4 separate regions of the Homo sapiens genome follow, and all the other regions are linked to region 2. Evidence: chromatin contacts called from ENCODE Hi-C or POLR2A ChIA-PET data. All regions are on one chromosome and are shown on one strand. Each heading gives the region's core, a stretch centred on a gene start or an enhancer-like site at or near the end of the contact. The rest is flanking DNA. Distances are from core to core; before and after follow the strand shown. Region 1 holds the start of POLD3 (DNA polymerase delta 3, accessory subunit). Region 2 holds the start of SPCS2 (signal peptidase complex subunit 2). Region 3 holds the start of LIPT2-AS1 (LIPT2 antisense RNA 1). Region 4 holds the start of ARRB1 (arrestin beta 1).

Region 1 (3,822 bases), core at 1,296-3,795, 360 kb before region 2:
TCTCATTTGTAACTGGCCAAATAGAATTATTTGATTTTCTCATCTGCTTCCAGTCTTTCACGTCTCAGTCAAGGGCATCACCATTTACCTAAAGATTTATGTTCCATATCTAGGTATTTTCCTTGATTCCTGTTTTTTCCACACTCCACTCGTGTAATTCATCAGCAGGTTTTGCCGACTCTAAAACAAAACTCAAGTCACTCAGTTCTCTCAATTTCCACTACCACTACTCTATTTTAAAAAATGTATTGGTTTGGCGTTGTGGCTTACGCCTGTAATCCCAGCACTTTGGGAGGCCAAGGCAGGTGGATCACCTGAGGTCAGGAGTTCGAGACCAGCCTGGCCAACATGGCGAAACCCCCTCTCTACTAGAACTACAACAAAATTAGCCGGGTGTGGTGGCGCATGCCAGTAATCCCAGCAACTTGGGAGGCAGAGGCAGGAGAATCACTTGAACCCGGGAGGCAGAGGTTACAGTGAGCCGAGATCGCGCCATTGCACTCCAACCTGGGGAACAAGAGCAAAACTCTGTCTCAAAAAAAAAAAAAATTATTATTTTTTGAGACAGGGTCTCACTCTGTCACCCAGGCTGTATGCAGTGGCATGATCAAGTGCTCACTGCAACCTCTACCTCCTGGGCTCAATCCATCCTCCCACTTCAGAACTGGGACCACAGACCACAGACCACAGGCTCGTGCCACCATGGCTTTTTTTTTTTTTTTTTTTAGTAGGGACGGAGTTTCAGTATGTTGCTCAGGCTGGTCTCGAACTCCTGGGGCTCAAGTGATCCACTTGCCTTGGCCTCCCAAAGTGCTGGGATTATAGGTGTGAGCTACTGTGCCTGGCACTGCTACCCTATTTTATTTTATTTATTTATTTTGAGGGGGGTCTCACTCTGTTTCCCAGGCTGGAGTGCAGTGGCACCATCTCAGCTCACCGCAACCTCGGTCTCCCAGGTTCAAGTGATTCTGCTGCCTCAGCCTCCCGAGTAGCTGGGATTACAGGCGTGTACCACCACACCTGGTTAATTTTTGTATTTTTAGTAGAGACGGGGTTTCGCCATGTTTGCCAGGCTGGTCTCGAACTCCTGACCTCAGGTGATCTGCCTGCCTCGGCCTCCCAAAGTGTGGGATTACAGGTGTGAGCCACTGCGCCGAGCCATTTTATTTTATTTTTAGACGGAGTCTCTCTCTGTTTCCCAAGCTGAAGTGCAGTGGCATGATCTCGGCTCACTGCAACCTCCACCTCCTGGATTCAAGACATTCTCATGCCTCAGCCCTGGGAGTAACTGGGACTATAGGCACGTGCCACCACGCCCGGCTAATTTTTATATTTTTAGTAGAGACAGGGTTTCACCATGTGGGCCTGGCAGGCCTCGAACTCCTGACCTCAGGTGATTCATCCCCCTAGGCCTCCCAAAGTGCTGGGATTACAGGCGTTAGCCACCGCGCCCGGTCTGCTACCCTATTTTAAACCACCACTATCTTTCACTTAAAAATCTCAGAATGTAAGTTACATGTGAACAGGCTCGGTTTATTATTGCTCATAGCTGCAGCCCCAGCACCTCAACACTCAGAATAGTATCTGGCCTTTCTCAGGATTTTGCTATGCTTTGAATGAATGCATGTCGCGACAAGCCTTTGAAGTAGGTACTGTTATTATTCCCATTTTATAGATAAGGAAATAGGCTCCTAGTGGCTAAAGAATTACCTAAGTTTACACAACAAACAGCAAAACCAGGATTCAAACCCAGTAAGTCTGACTCTAGAGCCCACTCTCTTACGCACTACACCTGCGATACTGAACTGCACCGGCTTATGCTGAAGTCAATTATTAAAGATTTTTGCGGGGGTGATACTAGGAGAAATTTGAGTTGAAATTCCCCAACCTGATAACTTTTCTCCAAGTTTTCCTGAGAACACAGCTCAAGCGCCTCTTCACAGTCTCCTAGGCACAACGATTTGGTTTCTCCCAAGTCTCTCTCATCCGCCTCTTCTCCTAACAATCCAGAGATAATGAACTCTTTTCCAGCAAATTCTCCTGCTTCTATCCGAAACACTCAGCCTCTCCTCAACCCCTCTGGAAAAACCTTCCCTAATTTCTCAACTCTGAGGGATTATAACAGGCAGTACTTTTCCCCAGTTGGCAGCACTACTAAAATTACTTGTTTTCAATAGTCTCCCCTTTATCCTGGCTTTCCCGGGTTTCATCACGCGCAGCCAACCTCGGTAGGGAAATATTATACCCAATGACATCTGTTGAGAGACCATATTCACTAATGTTTATTACAGTATAATAATAATTGTTCTATTTTATCGTTAGTTATTTTTGTTAATCTCTTACTGTGCCTAATTTATAAATTAAACTTTATCATAGGTACGTAGGTATAGGAAAAAACCAGCCAGGAGGCCCCGCACTTCGGTGTTTTCTACTAGCTCTGCCTACCTCCGTCTGCGCCGTCTCCCTGACTAGTTTGACCCTTCGAGGGCCGCCGTAGTGCGTCGCCTCCGTTGCCGGGGAAACGACCCGGGACCTGGGAGGGAGCAAAGACGTTTCCCGCCGGCGGGAGCTGTGGCTGTGATTGAGAGAGGGGTTAGAGGCGGGTCCCAGCGCTGCCGCACCATGGCGGACCAGCTTTATCTGGAAAATATAGACGAGTTCGTCACGGACCAAAACAAGATCGTGAGCAGCTACTACTGGGGAACGCGGGCGTGCGACCGGGGTCCTGGGCCCGGCTAGGGCGGCGGGAGCCTTGACCCTCTGTCTGCTTGTGGCTTCGTGGGGACCAGGGGAGACAGGTCCCCACGAGGGGACCTGGGCGAGCTCTGTGCCCCAGAGCGAGCGAGGACTCGTCGGGAAGGTCCTCCAGCACACACGGAAGTCCGCGTCCCTTGGGTGGGCGTGCTGGGAACAGAGCCTGGGGCTGGAGCCGCGGAGACCGGGCGCGGAGGGAGGGCCGTTGGCTGAGAGTTCTAAGGCGTCCCTACACCTTTCTTTTAAGGTGGTTGGCGTTTAAAGTTTTAAGTTTACAGTTGAGGAAATCGTGTCTTAACTGTGTTAAGTTACAAGTTGCGTAACCTCCAGATACTGTTTCCTCTTCCTGGAAATTTAAGCATTGATAGAGGTTTGATCCGCTTCACACGGGTGAGGAAAAGATCGAGCGAATTGATGGATGTGAGTGCACTTTGCAAACCGTGATGATTGAGTGCCTGCTGTGTGCCAAGGCACTTTAATCTTTACAGTGACCTCCCCGCACCCCATCCCAGGTCGGTGGTGGTATCCCGAGATGAGGAAATTGAAGCTGAGGGGCCAAATAACTTGTTTATTTGCGTTTGGTAAGGGATAGGCAGTTTTTCAACCTAGGTCTGTCCTCTTACTAATGCTTTCTTCTACATCACACTGCCTTTGCCTAACCTGTGCAAGTCTTCTAACTATTGGAAGCTTGACATTTGGAATTGGAAGAGACTTTGAGAGAAGAGAGTGCAGGCATCCTGGGTCTAGGAGGGATGAAGGCTTGATGCTGGTAGTTCCCAATCTAATCTCTTATAAAAATATTTACCCACTTTTTTCGTTTCCTGACCCCTGCACCACCTGTGCCCTTTAATGTTTGCATGGGTGCAACTTTCTTTAGAAGTTTCTGAGACATCACACTTCAAAGTCATCTAGCTTCTGAATGAGTTTTAGGATGGCTTTGGCTGGTGGCCCCCAAAAAAAACATCATGAGGAAAGGGCCTGAGTAAAACAAGGAATGTGAGGAAAATGAGAGTTTTTTCTGTTAGGTATGTTCAGCTTGTCTTTTTAGATTACTTTTCATTAGTTCAT
Region 2 (4,280 bases), core at 1,661-4,160:
TAGGAAGTGATTGGATCAAGGAGGTGGTCCCCCATGCTGTCCTCACCATAGTGAGTGAGCTCTCACGAGATCTGATGGTTTTATAACTGACAGTTCCTCCTTCACACTCTTGCCCTCTCTTGCCTGTTGCCATGTAAGACTTGCCTCTTCCCTTTCCGCCATGATTGTAAATTTCCTGAGGCCTCCCCAGCCATGCAGAACCGTGAGTCAATTAAACCTCTTTCCTTTATAAATTACCCAGTCTTGAGCAGTTCTTTATAGCAGTGTGAAAATGGACTAATACAGGCACTATACCACACTGTATTATAATGCCTGCTTCCTTGTTTGTTCCCCACCTCACTACAGGCTGTGAGTATCTCCAAGGTCAGGTCAGGCCTGGGTCCTACTTACCTCTTTTTCTTTTTTTTTTTTTTTGAGACGGAGTCTTGCTCTGTCACCCAGGCTGGAGTGCAGTGTCGCTATCTCAGCTCACTGCAAGCTCCGCCTCCCGGGCTCACGCCATTCTCCTGCCTCAGCCTCCCTAGAAGCTGGGACTACAGGCGCCCGCCACCATGCCTGGGTAATTTTTTGTATTTTTAGTAGAGACGGGGTTTCAACATGTTAGCCATGATGGTCTTGATCTCCTGACCTCGTGATCCGCCCGCCTCGGCCTCCCAAAGTGCTGGGATTACAGGCGTGAGCCTGTACTTATCTCTTTATCCTGCATCTCACACAGGACCTGGCCTACTGAAGGAAGAGTCTCAATGATTGTTAATTGAACTAACCCAACCCATGAACAAAATGCCACAGGAGCACTTCATGCAGTGGGTGAAGAAAGAAGAAGCAAGTATCAGAAATAGTTTCACAGGGTAGGTGACATTAAAGCTGGATCTTGAAAGATGAGAAGTTGGCCTGGTGTGGTGGTTCATGCCTGTAATCCCAGCACTTTGGGAGGCCGAAGCAGACGGATCACTTGAGGTCATGAGTTCAAGACTAGGCTGTCCAACACGGCGAAATCCTGTCTCTACTAAAAATATAAAAATTAGCCAGGTGTGGTGGCATGTGCCTGTAGTCCCAGCTACAAAGACTACAGCTTGGGAGGCTGAGGCACAAGAACTGCTTGAACCCAGGAGGCAGAGGTTGCAGTGAGCCAAGATCCCACCACTGCACTCCAGCCTGGGTGACAGAGTGAGACTCTGTCTCAAAAAATAAAAAATAAAATAAAAAGTGACTAGGGCAATGCTGTATCATCTCACTTTATTTTAAATAAAAGAAAAATGAGAAGTTGTAAAAGATAAACTGCAACAACAAGCTACAGGGGATCTGACTAGTGTCCACGGATTGCTTCACAGAGGTAATGAAATATCATCTGATGTTATTGCTATTTAGTGATATTTATTTTCTTTTTAGTAATAATTTAGTTATTTAGTGATAATTATTTTCTTTTCTTTCTGATCTCGGCTCACTGCAACCTCCGCCTCCCCGGTTCAAGCAATTCTCCTGCCTCAGCCTCCCAAGTAGCTGGGATTACAGGTGCCCGCTACCACGCCCGGCTCATTTTTGTATTTTTAGTAGAGACGGGGTTTCACCATGTTGGCCAGGCTGGTCTTTAACTCCTGACCTCAGGTGATCCGCCTGCCTTGGCGGGGATTACAACCATGAGCCCCCACGCCCGGCCGAGATAATTATTTTCACATGAATTTTGGCTTCCCCAAGACAAGTTTTTGTCTGTTTTATTCAGGGATATATCCCTGGTGACTAGAATAGTGCCTGTTACATAGTAAGAAACTCAAAAATATTTGTTTAATTCTTTAGACGCTTATGGGGGATATATAGGAATTAAAAAACAATACAACGTAATAGAGCATGGTATAATACAATACTGCTATTTGATAACTCTGTCATGGAGTAGTAGTTCCACCAGAGTAGCAACCAGGTCTATCTTGATCCCCTGTATCCGTTAGTACAATATTGGTGCTCAATATACATTTGTGAAAAAAATTAATTAAAATACAACGTAATAGAGCATGGTATAATACAATACTGCTATTTGATAACTCTGTCATGGAGTAGTAGTCCACCAGAGTAGCAACCAGGTCTATCTTGATCCCCTGTATCCGTTAGTACAATATTGGTGCTCAATATACATTTGTGAAAAAAATAATTAAAATCTAGAATACTATTACATCCTAAAACCGTAAAAGCAGAGTGTCAGAAGGGATATATATTGGTTTTGATTTTTTTTAAATGCCGGCTTGAAAACCGAGTTCAGATACATGCTATCTGGCTTTGGGTAGGTTCTTTAGTTTCCTCCTCATCTAACAGGGCTGTTGTGGGACTCAGTGAGAGAGAGGATGGCTGGAAGTGCACATAGGATACTGCCTGGCAGACTGTAGGCACTCAGTAAACGCGAGTTCTCCGTTAACACGAAAACATTACAAACAGCTAAAATGACAGCTGCTTGAGAGAATAATCGGTAAGTGCCACAACCGGGCTAGAAAAGGATGAAGGACAAGCTCCTGCCCACTCCTTTGGAAACTCCACACCTGGGCCGGAGAAAGACTCGAATTCGAAAACTAAGTTTCAGTCGCACCTGCCTCCGGCGTCGCTTCAGCCTCCGAGGGGTCTGCGGAGGCGACGTCCCAGTCAGGAGGGATGCGCGCCTGCGAGCCCCCCGGGGATCTCGGAGCCGCTCCACTGCGGTGCCTGCCGCTATCTTCCCCACGCCTTAGTAACTGCGACGCGACGGCAGACAGTGTAGGCGGCAACCGACGGCCGGGACGTCTAACCTCAAGTCCCAGCAAGCCCCGCGGCCACGTCCTCTGACTACCTCGCGCCAGCAAGACCCAAACTACGGATCCCGATTGACTCCGCGCGGCGCGTCACGCTGTCAGCTCCAGCCAATCGGCTTCAGACAAGTCGGAGGGGAGGGAGACGCAGAGGCGGACAAGATGGCGGCGGCAGCTGTACAGGGCGGGAGAAGCGGTGGTAGCGGAGGCTGTAGTGGGGCTGGTGGTGCTTCCAACTGCGGGACAGGAAGTGGCCGTAGCGGCTTGTTGGATAAGGTGAGGAGCCGGTTCTTGGGAACAGTTGAATCCTGGGGAGGCCTGGGAGGCGGCGAGCCAACCTTCCCATCCCGGTCTCCCTTATTTTCTACGGCCTTTTGAGGGGAGCCCTTGTGTGACCACTATCACAACCCTACGCACGCTTGGAGCCTGCCCTTGCCCTCATCACACTTCAAACCTGGACCCGGTCCTCTTTAGAACTTCTTCTTTTCTCGCAAGTGTTCTGGTCCTGGTCGCCACACCTTTTTCGGTAATTTGATTTTTCCTATATTTAATCGTGTCCATCTCTTTTCTCCTGGGGGGCTGGGTGCACTGTTGTCAGTGCCCATTTCACAGACACGGAAAACCGAAGCCCAAAGATTAAAGAATCAGTATCCCCCAAACTCTCTACCACCATCACCCTTGCGTGCTGCTACAGATTCCAAAGTGCTTCTTGTCCTTTTGCTTACTGAAGTTTTTAGGCGTTTTATCATGATAGGCGAATACTGAAAATATTTGAGTATTGACTGTTCTACTGGGCTGACAAGAAGCCTTTAAGATTTTTCTTTTTTTCCTGTTGTTTTTCCCCGCCCTCTCCTCTCTTCCCTCCACCTCCCTCTTTGCTACCAAGTGCACTGCTGCCCGCTCACGCTTGCCCCTTTCCTCCCTCTGCTCATCCAAAAAAATTTTTTTTAACTGCAGTCCTAGCAACAAGGGTTTAAAAGAAAAGAAAAAAAGGAAAACTGTCCCTGGGTTGGCCTTTCTTGCTCTTTGCACAGCATCTTGGAAGAAACAGTTGCACGGAGAACAACGTCCTGGTGTTGATTTTGCCTCTAATTAGCTTTGTGACCTTGAAATATGCTTGCTCTCTCTATATCTGTTTTCTCATCTGCAAAGTGAGAGATTTAGCCTTAAAATGAGGGACTTAACTCTAAATTCCCTTCCAGTTCTCTCATTGTAGGGCCCTGGGCTGGTTTGATGAGAATTGTTAAGCATGGTGTCTTTAATATAGTAAGCAGAATTTTTGAATATAATTGAAAACAGCTTTCAGACTTCCCTGTGCATAACACATGGTAGGTGCTTAAGAAATGAAAACATGATTATGTTGAGGGGTTAAGATCCAGGTCTTTTTACTTGTCTTTTTGAGTGTCATTGGTTTTGAAAGACATGGTTCTCACACTCTTCTCTTGTGAGAGGGGTCACGCTCCATTGCCCAGAATGGATCTTAGCTCACTGCGGCCTTGAACTCTTAAGCTT
Region 3 (3,749 bases), core at 5-2,504, 460 kb before region 2:
GAGTACTCTTCAGTTGGGGCTGTCCTCTGAGATCAGTGTGCACTTGTAGATCTCCTTAAAGGCCACAAGGAAAGGTGGCATTACTTCTTCCACGGTGACGTGCCTCTGGAGCTCCTTACTCAAGGAAGTGACGCCTGTCCCAACCAGTCCACAGGGCACGATGTGCTCAAACCACGTGAGGTCGGTAGAGCAGTTGAGAGCCAGGCCGTGGGATGTGATGTGCCTTCCACAGCGGACTCCTGCAAGGCAAGCCAAAGGGTCTTAGAGTAGATACCCTCCACTCTCCGGGCTTTGGTGTCCCTCTCAGGGCGATGAGAAAACTGGATTAGATCACCGGTTTTCAAATTTTGTTTCTGGAGAAACAAGGGATTGTACTCAGATGGGAAAAGGAAACAAATGAAAGGAAGGGGTGCGTGGCTTCAAGCAGCTGCACTCATCATGAGGATTCCAGGAAATGTCTTTTAACAGATTCCAATACTTAAAAAAAAAAAAGCTTGGGGACAGGCGCAGTGGCTCACGCCTGTAATCCCAGCATTTTGGGAGGCCGAGGCGGGCGGATCACGAGGTCAGGAGATCGTGACCATCCTGGCTAACACGGTGAAACCCCATCTCTACTAAAAATACAAAAAATTAGCCGGGCTGGTGGTGGGCGCCTGTAGCCCCAGCTACTCTGGAGGCTGAGGCAGGAGAATGGCGTGAACCCGGGAGGCGGAGCTTGCAGTGGGCCGAGATTGCGCCACTGCACTCCAGCCTGGGTGACAAAGCGAGACTCTGTCTCAAAAAAAAAAAAAAAAAAAAGTTTGAAAATTAGCACCCTTATTTGCCATGACATTGTCATTCGCAGGACGTAACCTGGCAATTCACTTCTCTTGTCTCTCCCTTAACAGAAATGCGTGTTGGACTAGATGTGAGGAGCCTTCTGCTTCTGAATATACGATATCTGAAAAGGGGCTTAAAAACTCAAACGCAGCGGGTAGCTGTGATTCAAAACCCGCGCTAGATACGCCTCCTCCCGGCCCTCACCTCCGTTGGTCCAGCCCCGTCAGACCCCGCCCCCAGGCCTCAAGCTCCGACCTCGGCTCTCAGGTACCGCCCTGCTCCGCGGCGCTCACCGATCGCGCAGATCTTGCGATCGTCTAGCCAGACGCCAGTGTAGGGCGGGGGCCGCGCGCGGGCGTCCTGCAGGCCCTGGAGCTCGCACAGGCGCACGGCGCACGCCTCCAGCGACGCTACGTGCATGCGCAAGCGCAGGCCGAGACGCCGCAGGTCGAGTACCGGGTGGCAAAGCAGCTGGCCCGGGCCGTGGAAGGTGGCCAGGCCACCGCGGCCTGTGACGCGCACCTCGGCGCCCAAGGCCCGTAGCCGCGCAGTTTCCTCGGGCGTCAGGCCGCCGCGCAGCCCGGCCGTATACACGGGCCCCGCGGGCTCGCAGAGCAGGAGCGCGCCCGCCTCAGTCCCCGACGGGGCCTCAATGCCTGGCTCGGCCTGCAGCCGCCGCAGCCAGCGGTCCTGCAGCCCCAGTAGCTCGGCGTACGGCACCCGACCCAGGCGCACCAACCGAACGGCGGGTTGCCGCATCGTGCCCACCGTTGCGTCCGCGGGGCCCCGCCCTCTCCGTGGGCCTGGGGGCGTGGCCTGAGGGGCGGGGACTCGGGGGCACACCCCGAGCCGCAGCTCCCAGGTGCGTGTTAAAAGCTGGAGGGGGGATATGTGATCCCAGGACCAAAAGCGCGGGGCCAGACTCATCGGTTCATTCAACAACCAGTATTTAGTGCCTGCTGTGTTCTGCAGGCCCTGCCATAGGCGCTTGATACAGCGGTGCATAGCGTATGAGAAAGATCTGTCCTGGTAAGCTTACATTCTTACAGCAGACGATAAGTATTTTAAGTGTTAAGTAAATAAGGTTATTTCACGTATAAGGTGTTAAATGCTATGAAAAGAAAAATAAAACAGGGTAACGTGGTGTGTCCTGTGTTGAGCCCCTGGGGGACGCAAGAGGGAGATTAGCTTGCCTACAAGGTTATTGGTGGAGGTAGGGAGAACTTAAAGATCAGCACCTGTAAGAAAGTGAAGGAAGCAGGAATTTGTAGGCAGAGGAAGAAGTTGGCCTGCAAAACAGTTGCAGCAGAGGCCTTGACCAATCCCAAGGCATGCTTGGAGCCTAGGATGACCCTTCAGAGTAGTTCCACATTAAAGCAAGGGGGCCAGAAACTCTTATCCTTGCATTGACCAGTCATGGATACAGGCTACACCTGGGGAGGAGCTGTGATTTTTTTTTTTTTTTTTTTTTTGGCAAGACTGCTTCCCTCGGTGGAGGGCGGCCCCCAGAGAAGGACTCAGTTGTGTATCATCAGTAACCAACTCCAGAAGCTGAGGGAATGACTGTCTAGGCCCTGAGGGGGTGTCTGGACCACAACATCAGCTATGTTGCAGTTAGAGTATCATTTAAACAAGTCTGAATTCAATGAATTTTTACTGAGGACTTTTCAGACACCATAGGTGTCTGAAAAACATTTCATAAACATAGACATAAAGATCCTAAGCAAATATTAGCAAATCAAATCCAGCAATTTATAAAAGGATTAATACATCATGATGAAGTAGGGTTTATCCCGGGAATGCAAGGTTGGTTTTGCATTCTGAAATCAAACAATGTAATTTACCTTAAAAGAGAAAAGCCTTCATTGGAAGAAATAATAAAAATTTTTTTTAAAGAAAAGCTATGATTATGTTAAAAAATACAGATAAATCTATTGGCAAAAATAAACACCTCTTCTGACCAAAATACTTAGCAATCTAGGAATAGAAGAGAAATTTTCCAGTCTGATGAAGGGTTCAAATTATCAATCAGGGTTTGGACAAGAGAAATCACATATGTACTATTTTAATTAAATGTTTTATTTGAGAAAATTGGACACTCATATGCAGTTGTAAGGAATAATATGGACAGATTATATGTACCCTTTACCCAGCTTCCCCCAATGGAAACACCTTGCAAAACTGTAGTACAATATCACAACCAGGATACTGACATTGATAAAGTCAAGATGCAGAACATTTTCATCACCACAAGGATCCCTCATGTTGCTCTTTGTAGTTACACTGCTTCTTAATTCCTGGCAAACGTCTGTGTTGTATAGATGGAATCATACAGAGTGCAACCTTTTAGAATTTTTTTTTCACTCAGCATAATTATCTGGAGACTCATCCAAGTTGTTGCATGTATCAATAGCGCGTTTCTTTTTATTGATGAGTAGTAGTCCATAGTATGAATGTACCACAGTTTGTTTAGCCATTCACTCACTGAAGAACACCTGGGTTGTTTCCAGTTTTCAGATATTCTGAGTAAAGGTACTGTAAACATTTGTGTACAGGTTTTTGTGTGAACTAAGTTTTCATCTCTCCGGAATAAATGCCCAGGAGTGCAGTTGCTGGGTTGCATGGTAGTTACATGTTTCGTTTTTTAAGAAACTGCCAAAATGCTTTCCAGAGCGGCTGTACCATTTTACATACCCACCACCAGTGTATGAATGATCAAGTTTGTCTGCATCCTCATGAGCATTAGCTTTTATTTTAGCCATTCTAATAGGTGTGTGGTGGTGTCTTATTGTGATTTTAATTTGTATTTCCCTATTGACTAATGATGTAAGACATCTTTTCATGTGCTTATCTTCCATGTGTATATTCCCTTCAGTGAAATGTCTGTTCATGTCTTTTGCCCATTTTCTAATTAATTGTTTTTCGTACTG
Region 4 (3,874 bases), core at 1,351-3,850, 400 kb after region 2:
CTAAGTCATAGGTACTCATGCCTTACGGAAAAAGACAAGGTACAGCCCATTACTGATTTTGCCCTTCTTTTCCAAATTACTTAGCCAACTGTCCGGAAAGGGACAGAAAGGCCTCATGGGGCTGCAGGAGAGTCTGAAGGGGAGGTCTGGGCCACCATCAGGTGGATTTAGCCGGGCCTTGGCTCCAGGCTTCAGGCAGTGCCTCTTCCCCTGCCCAGTGAAGTCAGTAAGTACAAGGGAAGCCCTAAAATGTAAGTATTGATAGCTCCAGTTTACAGATGGGAAACTAACGTCCGGAAAAGTAAAGGCAATTGCCCAATGTCCCAAAGGTCCACCAGTGAGTTTGAGGCAGGGCAGGGGGAGCCATGGAAAATACCTTGGCCTCAGAGACAGGGTCTCCAACAGGTGCCTGGAAGCCCATGGTGTCCACATCTTCCTGACAATCATGTCAGCAGGACAACAATGACACTTATCCCCCAAGTCACAGAGAGGTACAGAGAGACCCAAGAGAGGCTGAGTCACTCCGATCACAAGGCAGCCTAGGAAGGACAATGGAGTGGAGAATGGCTCCGACTCCCTGCTATGCCCTGCAGGAAGAAAAGCCTGACCTCATGGGTCAAGAGGGTCTTAATTTCAGGGCAGATGGATGTGGCTGGGGAAGGAGTCACATACCTTCCTACTGAGGACAGAGGCCTAGGTCACAGTGCTGGCCAGCCAGCTGCAATGGGGACTAGCCATCAAGGTTCATGCAGACACAGCATGATCTTCTGCCGTCCCCCCCAAAGCCTGGGCCTCCAGCACAGAGCAGGGCTCCCCTCCCTGGCCCATGAGGGGCCTGGCAGTGCCCTAGGGCCATCCACAGAGACATGACCAAGTGGACTCCAGCCTCCGCCCTGCCTCTGGCCCCTTTTGACCTTAGGCAAATCACATGGCCTCTAGCCCTCTGGTTCCTCTGCTAGAAAACAGGAAGAGGAAAATTAACCTCCTGGAAGAGCTGTCAGGAGGATGGCTGGAAAGTAGTTTCTAAACATTAAGAGCCTGAGTTGCCTCTGAGCCTGTTTCCTCCTCTAGAAAATGGAAATAATCTCTGCAAGCCCTTTCTCACACTGTGGAGAGAGAGTCTTAGATGGCAGTGGGTGAGAAATAGCTTTGTCAGTGGCCCTGAAAGGTGGTGCCCACCGGGGTGGTGTCTCTCTAGTCTGTTAGCTCCTTCAGGGGAGGAGTGGGCCTTGCGCATCTTTGATCCCCCACACTACGCCTAGTATACAGCAAGAGCTTAATAATAAATGGAAACGAGGAGAGGGGAGGGGAGGAAAGGAAGGAGGCAGAAGTCGGACACAAGAATAGAAGAGAAAGACAGAAAACAATGAGAAAGAGGGGGAGCCCAGGGAGAGGCTGCTGTGCCCACTTAGGGGGTGGGGAGGGCAACGGGGAAAATAGGGTGGCAACGCTGAGCCCCTGACCAGCGCTGGTCCTGTCTGAAGGGCTGCCCCCAGGGGCTGTCCTGCTCCAGCCCCCTCCTCCTTTTGTCCCAGTTTCCCCTTTCAGAGGCAGAGACTGTTTCTGAGTATTTCAGGACAGGTTCTAGGAGAACGGGAGGGGTTCTCCCAGCCCTAGGTTCAAAACAGCCCCTGGCCAGCCACTCCTCAGGAGGTCAGAGGGAAAGGGAACAGAGTAGATGGATGGGATCTATTTGGATGAAATGCGATCTGTTTTCCCCAGGCTGGGGGTGGCGGGGGGCGCTCTACCCTGTGTGATGTGTGTGTTTCCACTTCTGGCCATGTGGGGCCTGAAGCGTGTGTGTCAGCGGGCCTTGGGCTAGCAGCTCGTGCCTGTGGGGTGCCAGTCTTTGAGGGCATCAGTCTGATTGTGTCTGTGGGGGTCAGTGTTGGTGTGGCCTTGCGCTCCGCTGTGTTGGTGAGACATGCCAGCACAAGTGTGTGTGCCAGTGAGGGTGATGTGTGTGCCAGCAAGAGTGTTTGCTACAGCGAGTGCAGGTGACAGTGTGCGTATCAGTGTATGCCCACACGTGTGTGCCAGCACGAGGGTGTGCTAGAATTGGTGTGTGTTGGATTGTGAGCTGTGCATGCCAACAAGGCTGTCAGCAAGAATGTGTTGACCGAGGCGTGTATGACGGCGTGCCACTGCGTGTGATGAGCGTGTGCTAGCGGTTGCCAGTGTGTGCGCCAGCATGCCTGTGCCACGGGTTAGTGTGCCCGTGCGTGTATTGTGTGTCAACCTGCCCCCGTGCGTCTCTGCGGCTGCCGGCCAATGCTGGGTGTCAGCGAGCTGTGTGTCCGGGCCAGGAGCTGCGGCCCACATGGGGCGGCCCGGCCCTCGCCCTTTGGGTCCCCCCGCCCACGGCCCTGCCGGGGAGACCACACAGGAGACCTCGGGTGGAGGAGAGCTGGTACTAGATCCCGCGGTGGCCGCGAACGCAGAACCAGGACGCAATCGGAGCCCCCGCCCGTGTCCTCGCCGAGGTCGCCCCCACGCGCCCCCCGCCGGGCGGCCGCCCTGCACTCACCGGGTCCCTTTGTCGCCCATGGTCCGCGACGGTCGCAGGGAGGTCCGCGGCGTCAGCGCCCAGGCTGGAAAATCCCCAGCCAGCAGGAGGAGCGCGGGCCAGCCCGCTCCCGGCTCCCTGCTCCGCCTCCTCCGCTCTCCCGGCCGCCGCCGCCGCCCCCGCCCCCGGTCCCCGCCCGCCGCCCGCCGCGTCGAGCAGCGCAGCGCCCGGGCCGCGGCCAGGGGCGTGGAACCGCGCGGGGTGTGTGCGTGTGTGTATGTGTGTGTGTGTGCGCGTCTGCGTGTGCGCGCGCCGCCCAGCGAGGCAGGGCAGCGCGGCGGGACGCGTCAGGGCCCCAAGGTCGGCGTTTGTGGTGGGGGAGGGGGTCCACCCGCGTGCGAGTCCGTGTGAGAGTGTGTGTGTGTGTGTGTGGTGGTGGTGGTGGTGGTGTGGTGTATGTGAGGGCGCACGGCTGTGTGCGGGCCCTATTAGGGAGTGTATTGGTGTGGATGGAGGAGTGTGCACGTCTTTGTGCAGTTGTGCGTGTGTGCGCACGGCCGTGGGTGCGAGCGCGCTCTCCCGCGCATGCCGGGGCAGCCTTTGTGTGTGCGGGTGGTTGGAAGCCGAGGGTCTGGCGACCCCGAGGCCGCGCTCCCTGCGGCCCCTCGCTTAGCTGGAGACCCCGGGATGCCTGGCAAGGCCTTCGCCCTGTGCTCCACCCTTCCCCATTCCACCCACCCCACCCCCTTCTACTGGAGAGATAACACCCAGCCACACAACAGGGACAGGAAGAAGGGGCGGAGGGGGCAGTAGACGGCCTTGACACTGGGGAACTGAGCGGAGACCCGCGGCCAGCAGGGGCTGCAGGAGGCCGCCCAGGAAGAGGAAGCTGTGAGAAGTGAGAAGAGGCGATAAAGGAAGAGGGCAGAGCTGGCCCGCTGCTGTGACCGGGTAGCACCGTGGAAAGCGCCCATGCCCAGCTCCATGGCTCGCTGTGGGTGACCCTGTGCACTAAGCTTCTGAGAACCCATGTCCGGACCTGTAAAGTGAGGATACACTAATATCAGCCTGCAGAATTGTTAATAGGTTGAAAGAACTCGCTTGTGTTTGCTGGCCTCCCCTGAGCGCCTGCATACAGTAGGTGCCCAGTAGATGTTAGCCCACTTCTCTGCAGGCTTCTTGATGTCCTGTGAAATCTTGGCTGGGACCCTGCTTTGTCTGAGGTGCCTTCCTGCTTTGCAGGTAGTGGGAAACGGTAAGGTCTTTACCACACCCTCACTACTGAGATTTGGCTAATTATCCCGGATAGGTCCCTGATATCTAAGTATTAAGGGGAAAGTAAGCTATCATTTACTCTGATGCTGTTGT

Evidence for each region. A loop is a pair of places that touch in the nucleus more often than their neighbours do. ChIA-PET counts read pairs that join two places held with the same protein, here RNA polymerase II (POLR2A). Pooled maps may share reads with other maps.
Region 1: a loop to region 2 is called in a map of CD8-positive, alpha-beta T cell, with 32 times the contacts of the local background. The contact joins the promoter of POLD3 here to the promoter of SPCS2 in region 2. A Hi-C loop is called at or near these places in 4 of 168 maps with a recorded cell type or tissue (CD8-positive, alpha-beta T cell and naive thymus-derived CD4-positive, alpha-beta T cell) and 16 of 50 pooled maps. POLR2A ChIA-PET finds 5 or more read pairs at or near these places in 3 of 52 experiments (MCF 10A, activated CD4-positive, alpha-beta T cell and endothelial cell of umbilical vein).
Region 3: a map of CD4-positive, alpha-beta T cell shows a loop between it and region 2 (20-fold over the local background). The contact joins the promoter of LIPT2-AS1 here to the promoter of SPCS2 in region 2. A Hi-C loop is called at or near these places in 6 of 168 maps with a recorded cell type or tissue (A673, B cell, CD4-positive, alpha-beta T cell and 2 more), 3 of 37 single-sample maps with no recorded cell type and 14 of 50 pooled maps. POLR2A ChIA-PET finds 5 or more read pairs at or near these places in 6 of 52 experiments (CD4-positive, alpha-beta T cell, MCF 10A, activated B cell and 3 more).
Region 4: a loop to region 2 is called in a pooled map, with 9 times the contacts of the local background. The contact joins the promoter of ARRB1 here to the promoter of SPCS2 in region 2. A Hi-C loop is called at or near these places in 8 of 50 pooled maps. POLR2A ChIA-PET finds 5 or more read pairs at or near these places in 2 of 52 experiments (OCI-LY7 and T-cell).

Annotation. Positions count from the first base shown.
Region 1 is chr11:74,590,037-74,593,858 of GRCh38, forward strand. It overlaps POLD3 (DNA polymerase delta 3, accessory subunit), which reads left to right and starts at 2,546. Exons shown (of 12, transcript NM_006591.3): 1 at 2,546-2,682. The coding sequence starts at 2,623. RefSeq lists an enhancer at 2,208-2,841.
Region 2 is chr11:74,946,356-74,950,635 of GRCh38, forward strand. It overlaps SPCS2 (signal peptidase complex subunit 2), which reads left to right and starts at 2,911. Exons shown (of 5, transcript NM_014752.3): 1 at 2,911-3,044. The coding sequence starts at 2,931. XRRA1 (X-ray radiation resistance associated 1) reads right to left here and starts at 2,736. Exons shown (of 19, transcript NM_001378157.1): 1 at 2,573-2,736. RefSeq lists enhancers at 2,104-2,958, 2,456-2,505, 2,626-2,685, 2,816-3,035, 2,959-3,813 and 1 more.
Region 3 is chr11:74,492,126-74,495,874 of GRCh38, forward strand. LIPT2-AS1 (LIPT2 antisense RNA 1) reads left to right here and starts at 1,255. Exons shown (of 2, transcript NR_171028.1): 1 at 1,255-1,848. It overlaps LIPT2 (lipoyl(octanoyl) transferase 2), which reads right to left and starts at 1,599. Exons shown (of 2, transcript NM_001144869.3): 1 at 1,113-1,599; 2 at 1-239. The coding sequence starts at 1,578. The coding sequence ends at 10. RefSeq lists silencers at 1,365-1,474, 1,585-1,834.
Region 4 is chr11:75,349,061-75,352,934 of GRCh38, forward strand. ARRB1 (arrestin beta 1) reads right to left here and starts at 2,601. Exons shown (of 16, transcript NM_004041.5): 1 at 2,528-2,601. The coding sequence starts at 2,547. RefSeq lists enhancers at 1,742-1,791, 2,854-3,809 and a silencer at 2,342-2,621.